2 separate regions of the Homo sapiens genome follow, and region 1 is linked to region 2. A link is a contact called in ENCODE Hi-C or POLR2A ChIA-PET data. All regions are on one chromosome and are shown on one strand. Each heading gives the region's core, a stretch centred on a gene start or an enhancer-like site at or near the end of the contact. The rest is flanking DNA. Distances are from core to core; before and after follow the strand shown.

Region 1 (4,538 bases), core at 36-2,535, 53 kb after region 2:
GATGAGGTCGGTGCTGTAAGGGGTGCGGTCGGACCCCCACCCCTACCTGGGAGTAGTCAGGGAAAGCACCCAAAAGAAGCAATGCTTGGGGCTGAGTCTTCAACAAAGACGCTGGACAGGATGGTTTTTCAGATGATGAAGGGGACACTGACAGAGTGAGGCTGGGAGGAAGTGGAGGAGTGAGAGCATTCCAGACAATGCTTTTCCTCCCACCTCCCACCTCTCTCCTGTCACCCCCATCTCGCTCTGCTTTGAGGACTCCTCTTGTTCCTGTTGATTCATGTTGGTGCTCCTCCGGGTTCTGCCCTGGACTCTTCATTCAGCTCCCTCTTTCAGGGTCATCTCATAGCTGCCGTTACTGTTCCTTGTAAGTGAGTTTAAAATCACTGGGACGTAATTTGTAAATGTTCCACCTGTAGAGCATCTCTCTTCCCTGCTCCAGAGCAGCACATCCAACTGAGTATTGGACATGTCGACTTTCATGTCTAACAGACACCTCAAATTCAACCTTCCCTCCAGATTGGATTCTCTTCCTGGGTTCTTTGTCTCAGTGAAAGACACTACCAGACAAATCTAGTCAGGTTTTTGAGCCAGAAACCTTGACTTCTTCCTTTCTCCTCCTCCCTTTCAATTCATCAGCTCTACTTAGTTCCTCATCTTGAACATCTTTCCAGTTTGTCACGTTCTGTTCATTCCCAGTCACCAACTGCATTCAGGACACTGTCAATGTTTTCCTACATTGCTTCACTAGTCCACTAACTGGCATCTGTCCAGCTCTTTCCTCACAATGCAACCAGAAGGATCTTCCTAATAAGAGAGATCAAACCTGACCACCTGAATCAAATATTTAATGGCTTCCAATTGCCTTCAAGATAAACACCCTAAATGAATCTGCCCTCCCAGTCTCCTACTGCAACTTGCCTATACCAGGCCATTTATACATTTTTTATCCTTGGATGACATTTATTTCTCATGTATTCACCTTACTGACTCTAATCCTTCCTCAGGGAAGCTTTTCTGGCCCCTCTGACTGGGATAGGGTCCCCTTTCTGTCTGCTTCTTGTCTCAATGATTTTAATTTGTAGAGGTGACTGAATGATAACATGGAGAGGCAGAGGCTCATGCCACTAAGCTTTTTATGACTTACATTTCCCGAAAGGAGGAGGCAGCCCCACTATGCAGACCACACGGGGAAACACCAGTGCCATTCAGAAAGCAGAAAAGAACGAGGGGAAGGCAGAGGCCACCGCCTTTACTGTGTTTTCCGTAGGAAAGGCAAGGCGAGTCAGGGGAAACAGTTTAGGGTTAGCCAGTTTTAATAATTCTGGCAGGCTTTGGGACATAGGAGCTATCCCTGGTTGGCTGGGTTTCTAGTCCTGTGTTGATTTAGGGCAGGAAATATTGGCTTAGTGTGTGAGAGATAAAGGAAGTGGTTAGGGAGATGGACTCACTAATGCTTGGTTTACATATGAAAGGAATACTGGACGGCAAGTTATTTATCATATTAGGAATTAACTAGCTCTGGGAAGGACAGTCTCTCCCCAGCCCTCAAGCCTTTCTATTCCATCAAAATATCAAAACATCATAAAATACAGAATATAAAAAACATGATTAATAAATGCACTACTCTACCACCTATTGTGGGAAGGTACGTATCTCACTATATTGTAACACATGTCCCAAACTTGCTATGTTGTTTCTTGAGAGCAGACATCTGTCTATCTTGTTCACCACTGTAACCCCTGTGCCCGGCATGGGGTCTCTGGCACTTGGTATATGCTCAGTAAATATTGACTGAATGAAAGAATGAATGGACAGCTTTCTATCTTGTATACATAGTTCGTGTTTCACCTGGAAAGCACAACATTTTTTTCTAAATTTAGATTTTGCTCTATCAATTAATTAAAACATATTTTCATTTACTTTAAATGTGAGGGTTTTTTTCTTTCCTTTCAAAGTTTAATCTGGCTCAGCAGTATAATGTATTACTTAAAACCCTATAAAGAGAATGACTCATCTCTACATCCCTGTGTCAGCCAATGGTTCTTTACTGGGGATAATGTTGCCACAGGGGACATTTGGCAATGACCGGAGACATTGTGGTTGTCACAACTGGCATCTAGTGGATAGAGGCCAGAGATGCTGCTAAACTTCCTGCAATACACAGGACAGCTCCCCTAACAACAAAAAATTATCTAACCTAAAATGTCAGTTGGTCAGGTGCAGTGGCTCACACCTATAATCCCAGCACTTTGGGAGGCTAAGGTAGGCAGATCACTTGAGGTCAGGAGTTCGAGACCATCCTGGCCAACATAGTGAAACTCCATCTCTACTAAAGATACAAAAATTAGCTGGGCATGGGGGCATGCGCCTGTAATCCCAGCTACTTGGGAGGCTGAGGCAGGAGAATCTCTTGAACCTGGGAGGCAGAGGTTGCAGTGAGCCAAGATCATGCCACTGCACTCCAGCTTGGGTGACAGAGCGAGACTCCATCTCAAAAAAAAAAAAAAGTCAATAGTGTTGAGGTTGAAAAAAAACTTTATTAAAGGATGGTGTGTTGACAAGTTTACCTAAAAAGACCTCACACAACCAACCATGTCCCCAGACTTCTCCATGAAGCAATTACAAGGTAACTTGCTGATATCTTAGAAGTAAAGACAGCAGCCCTAAGGGGAAAAGTAATTTTCAGAGGAGAAAACATTGCAAGCTACAAGAGAGGGGCTCGGTATCAGAGCAAATAATTAGGTAGATTGAGACATGGAATGACAATGCTGAAGTCAGGGTTTAGCATGAGAACCAAAATCATAGGCTTTTTAGCTGACAGTTAAAAGGTATGACTAAATTAACATAAGTGATGTGGGGGAAGGGAACAATTATATAGAATTTATAACTTCAAAGTTGCTCTCTTTAAAATTTGAGTTGTTTTTTCATGCTAACATGCTGCCGTTGATCAAAGAGATGCTGTCATATCTTTTTGGAACTGTCTTCATGTGTCATGCTCTTTTGAATATCATCAGTGGTAGTAAACATTGCCCTCTGAGGCAGGAATTTGGTTTTAGGAAAAAATTAAGTTACTTGAACCCTATATAAGATGAATAAGGAAAGTCATCCATACTCCCAATGCCATTTTCATAAAAATTGAGGACAGGCTATAAATTAAGTAAATCTGACTCTAAAGGCAATTTTAAAATGAGTGTTAGAAATGTCTTATGCCAAATCAACATCACTGTGCTAAGTGTGTACCTCTCAAGGTGACTGTTTCAGGAGGAACACTCATATTGAGGTGTGTGTGTTAGCAAAACGTTACTTGACAGTTATGTTGCTTTCAGTGCTACATACCTACGTGGAAGTAACGCCACATTTGTGTACAACCAAATTTCTGTTAAGATGTTTATTAAAGATATTACTGTGCTTTTTACATGTTAAAGTTTAATTTCTAAGCTGTGATACTACTCTTCAAAATCTGGGAATTCCTAGATTAGGCAAGAATTTTATCCTCAAGTTCTTTTCTTTGATGTCAGCTTTACTTTGGCCACATAGGCTTAATCTAGGATGGCTTTTTAGTGTCAAATCAAGTGCACATTAAGTGTACTTGAGATAGATTAGTGTTATAAAAGGATAATTAATAAAATAATGCTACCAGTCTACTCGCAGTAGACTACCAATTCATTGCAGTTTGCCTGGGACTGTCCTGGTGCTAAAATTGAAACTCATACTTCTTGGGAAACTCTTTAGTCCTGGGGAAATCAAGTTACCCCAACCCCAGTTTCTTAGCTAACTCCTTAATTATTTTTGGAATATCTACAGTAAAAATAAAGCAATGGCTCCACCAAAATAAATAAAATAAATGGACATATCCATATTGGGAGTAGCAGAACAACTTGAGTCAAATAGCAACAAATATCAGCCAAAACTAAGCTAAGCCACTCACTGACTGTTAACGCTGATTCAAACTAGAGTTAGATGCTCTATGTTACGGCGATGGTTCAGGCCGTGTTTTACCAACTAGTAATAATTACAAAAAAAACACCCAATAATAATATAACTTTTAAAACTTTAATCCATCATGCTTAGAATGTTTGTTTCAGTTCTCTTAGGAGAAATATTTTGATAATTAATGTCTTTGCACAAGGAAATAATTGCCTTATGTAGTTTTTCAATGGCTTTGTATGATGTATCTAACAATTTTATAGAATGCCTGAAAAATACCCAGTGGTGGAGTTTAGCTGAAAGTTAACATTTAAAATATACCATCAATCAGGAGCTAGTGTTATACAGATAAGAGAGAGAATGGTGTGGTGGTTAAGCACTGCAGTCAGGATCTTTGTTGACATCCTACCTTACCACTGACTTGTGCATGACCTTGGACTAGTTGGCCTCTCTGAACCTCAGCTCCTTAATAAAACTTGAAACATGCATAATTATGGTATTTATCTTCTGGCATTTCTGTTTATTAAATGGTAATGAAGTACAGTACTTAATGCTGTGCCAAGCATAAACACTCAATAAATGTGAGCCATTATTATTCGCACCTACCA
Region 2 (4,348 bases), core at 666-3,165:
TCATTGTACCACAGGTCCTTGAATAATGCCATTTTATTCAACATTGTTTCATGACAACATTGATGAGAAAAAAAAATGTATTTCCAGCTGGGGCCACTGTTTGTATGGAGTTTGAAAGTTCTCCCCATGTCTGTATAGGTTTTCTCCAGGTCCTCTGGTTTCCTGCCACATCCCAAAGCTGTGCTCATGAGATGAACTGGCATGTCTAAATGGTCCCCATCTGAGTGAGTGTGTGTGTGTGTGTGTGTGTGTGTGTGTGTGTGTGCACCCTCTGATGGGATGGTCAGGGCTGTCCAGGGCTGATTCCTGCCTTGCGCCCTAAGCTGCAGGGAGAGGCTCAAGCCACTGGAGATCCTGAATGGGAATAAGTGGGTTGGAGGAGGAATGAATGTATGGATGCAAATTATTTTCAAAAAAAATTCATAAAATATATGTTAATCACACAAATGCACAGCAATAGATGATGCTGTATGAAATTTCTCAGTGAGCCTGCTATATTTGTGGTGGTTTTGAACTGCATTGTGACAGGAGGTACTCCTTATAATTTTCCTTTTGCAAACATTTATTCCTTGATTGAATCCACCACCACTACAGCTGCCCTCACTCACTGATTCACCAAAAATTGGGTCCATGATTATCTTGTTTTTATTAATCTTTCTTAAATGCATGTGTAGCTGACATTTATTTCCATGTTTAATATTAGAAGTGTTTTAATCTTATTTAAAAGTTTGGTGATGTCTTTGTGACCAGAAATAGACTGTAGTCACTTAACCTTGTTTTTATCAATTAGTCGATGGTAAAATTGGTTTTAAAGTCACAGTTTCCATGAACCTATCTGTGACGTTTTAAGTGAGGACTTACTGTATATAGTGCTTCTTAGTGCTGAAACAGGCAGCGTGTCTGGAAATTTTGTTTGGTACCACAAGTAACACAAACAAACTTTCCCAGGCTCTTCCTTATTTAGTATGTTTTTATGTGGATGAATGTTATGGAAAACAAAAGTATTATAGGAAAATTAAAATGTCCTTTTTGTACATTTTTGGCAGATTGTATTCAGATTTAAAACATTTAAATATTTGGAATATACAAAATCTGCTTTTATATTGGACCACCCAGATTCATGACATGGGATGACAAACTATAAAAATAAGAAACCTGTAGGTGACATTGTACATTTTATGCAGTTGACTAACTGTTGGGTTTGGGTTTAAGAAGATCAGCAGGTAGAAAGAAAACAAAACACGTTAAAATTTAACATACCCAAAACTATGCAATAGATGTAATTATAAGAATGTAGTTTCCAGGAGAAAAATTCATATTCATTTTCTCTCTTTCTCTCTCCCTTTCTGTCTCTTCTCTTCCCCTTTCTCTAAATATATGGTTCAGAAAGGTACTTTTCAGAGCTGGAGGTTTATTAACAAAAAGTTTGTGCTTTCTTTTGTTTCCTCTTATAGGAATAATTCAGCAGAATGCAGACAGAAAAGTAGTAATTTAACTCATTTTAACTCTTTTTTGTCTATTCCATTCATAAATGTGGCAAGTCTCAAAACATTTATTTGAGAGAATCTAATCCTCTAGTAGTTGAATTCCCAACGCTCCTATTTTAGGACGTCATTCATGGCGTGGAGATTAAACCTTCATGTGTCCTTTACTATTTACAGAATTATTAAATGTAAGTTTTTCAATCATACTTATACCATTAACTGCTTGGATTTAATCTGTTAGTGCAAGATAACTTTGGCTCTCCCTTCCGTCCTCCTTTCCCTTATCTCGCCCCACGTGAGGACATTCTCCTGTGTGTGAAGCTGCTTTCCTTTCCTCGAAGGTGGGCCGAGCAAAGGAGAGTGACGCAAGAGTGGGCTGTGTCCTGGATGCTGCGAGCGCCTCTGCCTCCTTGAGAATGAGCCCATTAGCCGCACAAATTCGCAGCAGGCGGCTGGGGCGGCGGCTGGGGCAGCGGCTGCAGCAGCGGCGGACGCTCTGCATTACCCAGTCTTGCGTCCTCGGCAGGCGCCCGAAGCTGAGTGCGCATCCTCTACCGCACCCAAGCTTCGTCTGTCTCGTCAAGCTCTTCATGCTGCCCAACTAAAAGGAAAACATGGGCACAGGGGATTTTATCTGCATTTCCATGACTGGAGGGGCGCCCTGGGGGTTCAGATTGCAAGGTGGCAAGGAGCAGAAGCAGCCCTTACAAGTTGCAAAGGTAGGACCTGAACGAAGTGTCACGGCTCTGTGCTAGGAAGGAAGGAATGAAAGCAACCTGCTGATGGTGTTTTCAGGTTCTGATGCAGAAGTCTAAGTATTATTTGATTTTGCTGCGGATATTAAGATTTTTCTAGGAAGTGAGTTATTTTCTAAGAAACTTTGGAGAGTAATGGGCCACATCCTATGTAATTAACTTGCAATCGATGAGGGGTGGGTGGGAAGAATGCCATATTTATCAGCTGAGGAAAAGGCCTAGTTAACCATGTTCTTCTGACAACAAGCAAGACACTGGGGAGCGTTTCTTCCAGGCAATTTTAGAATGTTCAGTTGAGTTATTGTTTGATGTCACTTCACTTGGCTCTGGCAGAGGAGAAACGCTCAGTTCAGCATAACGACTTTGCTTGGCTATTTTGGGGACTCATATAGAGTGTTGGTAGTGACATTTATTATGCAGCATTCATGAAAAGGCCAATGTTGGGCAATAATTTTAAAAGTATGATGAAGTGTCATAAAATCTATTTAAAAGAATACCCTTTTAAGGATTTGACAAATAAATGCAAAAATCCAATAAATGCTGTATTCCTTCTTATGTACTCTTTTGGTCAAGATCTCAAAAATAAACTTAGAAGATAATCTAAATATATTATGAGTAACTAAGAGGTAACTTTGTAACACATTAATAACTATTTAAAATGCTTTAAGTTTTTATTGCCATTAGATTGCCTGCATTACTGGTTAGCCCAAGGGGATCTGGTATTCTCTAATTGGCATTCAGCTAAAATAAAACTTAAAATGCACAAAACTAAGCAAACTTTTACCTAACCTTATCATCAAATTGCAAATTATAGTATTGTATTGAAGAACATGCAAGAGCATGGGATTAATTTCCTATTTTATGCTTATATTAAAAATGGGTACAGATCTTTATGAAATACATGGGCCATTGCCTTTGTAGTTATTGTTTGTTTCCCTCTGGCTTTTACTCTTTTTTTTTTGTAGTTATTGTTTCCCTCTGCCTTTTACGTTTTTTTTTTTTTAGTGTCCTTTGCGAAGAAAGAAGTTTCTTTGAAACTCCTTTTTGCTTCCAGGCATCATATGTAAATCCTTTCGTAATGTGATGGTGGAATCCTGCCACCTAGTGAAAATTGCAAACATCAAGAATGAACCATAAAACAGTAGATGAAAAGCAGAGTTTTTATTACTGGAAAGTTCCTCCGAGGTCTGCAGTTCAACCCATGAATTTTAGATGAGGAAAGAGCCCAGAGATGTTAAGTAACTTGCCTTAAGTTTTCAGCTTGGAACTGGCAGAGTGATTAAAGGCTCAGAAAGGTGGTTTTGTTGGGTTCCTTTAGGAGTCAATAGCAGGCAACCTCAGATAAAATATGAATGCCCAATTTAGCATATGTAGAATTCATGACACTGAAGCAGATTTGTCCTGAGTCTAGAATAGCAGTTGGCTGGCTCTAGGTATGAGATTTGGGTTCTAATTCCAGCTCTGATCTAACTTGCAGCCTGGCCTTAGGAAAATCTCTCACCCTTCCTGTCTCATCGGTTTCTCTCTCTCTCTCTCTCTCTCTCTCTCTCTCTCTCTGTGTGTGTGTGTGTGTGTGTGTAGGGAGAGAGAGACAAATATTTTAACTTAGGTGGTAAAGAAGTAAGAAAGAAATTGGACTGTGCAGTCTACGAAGCTCTGTCTTGCCCAAGTATTCTACGATCCTGATAGTGTACAGTTTTAGAATCGCTTGCCTACTAATTGAAATATGGGGACAGAGTGGCTGAGTGCTGTTGTTCTCTGGTGGCTCTTTGGCAGCCAGGCCTCAAGAATAGAGTGGGTAGTGGGTTTCTTCTGAGTTCTGCATGTGACGATTTCAATGTGGGACCTCTTTGCGGCGATTCACTGAAGAGCTGAAGCAGATTGCTAGGAAAGGGTGCTGTGGAGATTCTCTGCTAATGGCATCTCTATTTTCAGGATTCAGTAAGGTTGTTAGGCTATGTCAGAATCCAGTCCTACACTCCCCCTAAATCATCCTTCCTAAAATACCCAGCAATACATTTGTGGTTTTCAAAAGATCATTATTAAGGCATCTAGATGTTTGCTTTGCTTTTGTAGTTTGTGATACTATACTTAGAGCTATAGATTTTA

Evidence for each region. A loop is a pair of places that touch in the nucleus more often than their neighbours do. ChIA-PET counts read pairs that join two places held with the same protein, here RNA polymerase II (POLR2A). Pooled maps may share reads with other maps.
Region 1: a loop to region 2 is called in a map of ovary, with 2.6 times the contacts of the local background. The contact joins the enhancer-like site here to the promoter of SYNPO2 in region 2. A Hi-C loop is called at or near these places in 12 of 168 maps with a recorded cell type or tissue (PC-3, aorta, ascending aorta and 8 more) and 13 of 50 pooled maps. POLR2A ChIA-PET finds 5 or more read pairs at or near these places in 3 of 52 experiments (Panc1, SK-N-SH and activated CD4-positive, alpha-beta T cell).

Annotation. Positions count from the first base shown.
Region 1 is chr4:118,940,611-118,945,148 of GRCh38, forward strand. All of the region lies in intron 1 of SYNPO2 (synaptopodin 2), which reads left to right. Among named protein-coding and RNA genes, the nearest start is that of SYNPO2-AS1, 42 kb to the right of the region's middle. Within about 2 kb of position 1,286, at least 7 of the 41 ENCODE cell types and tissues checked have a DNase peak (open chromatin) inside an H3K27ac peak, as active enhancers do; they include ascending aorta, gastrocnemius medialis and ovary, where a contact is called at or near this core.
Region 2 is chr4:118,886,939-118,891,286 of GRCh38, forward strand. It overlaps SYNPO2 (synaptopodin 2), which reads left to right and starts at 1,916. Exons shown (of 5, transcript NM_133477.3): 1 at 1,916-2,203. The coding sequence starts at 2,099.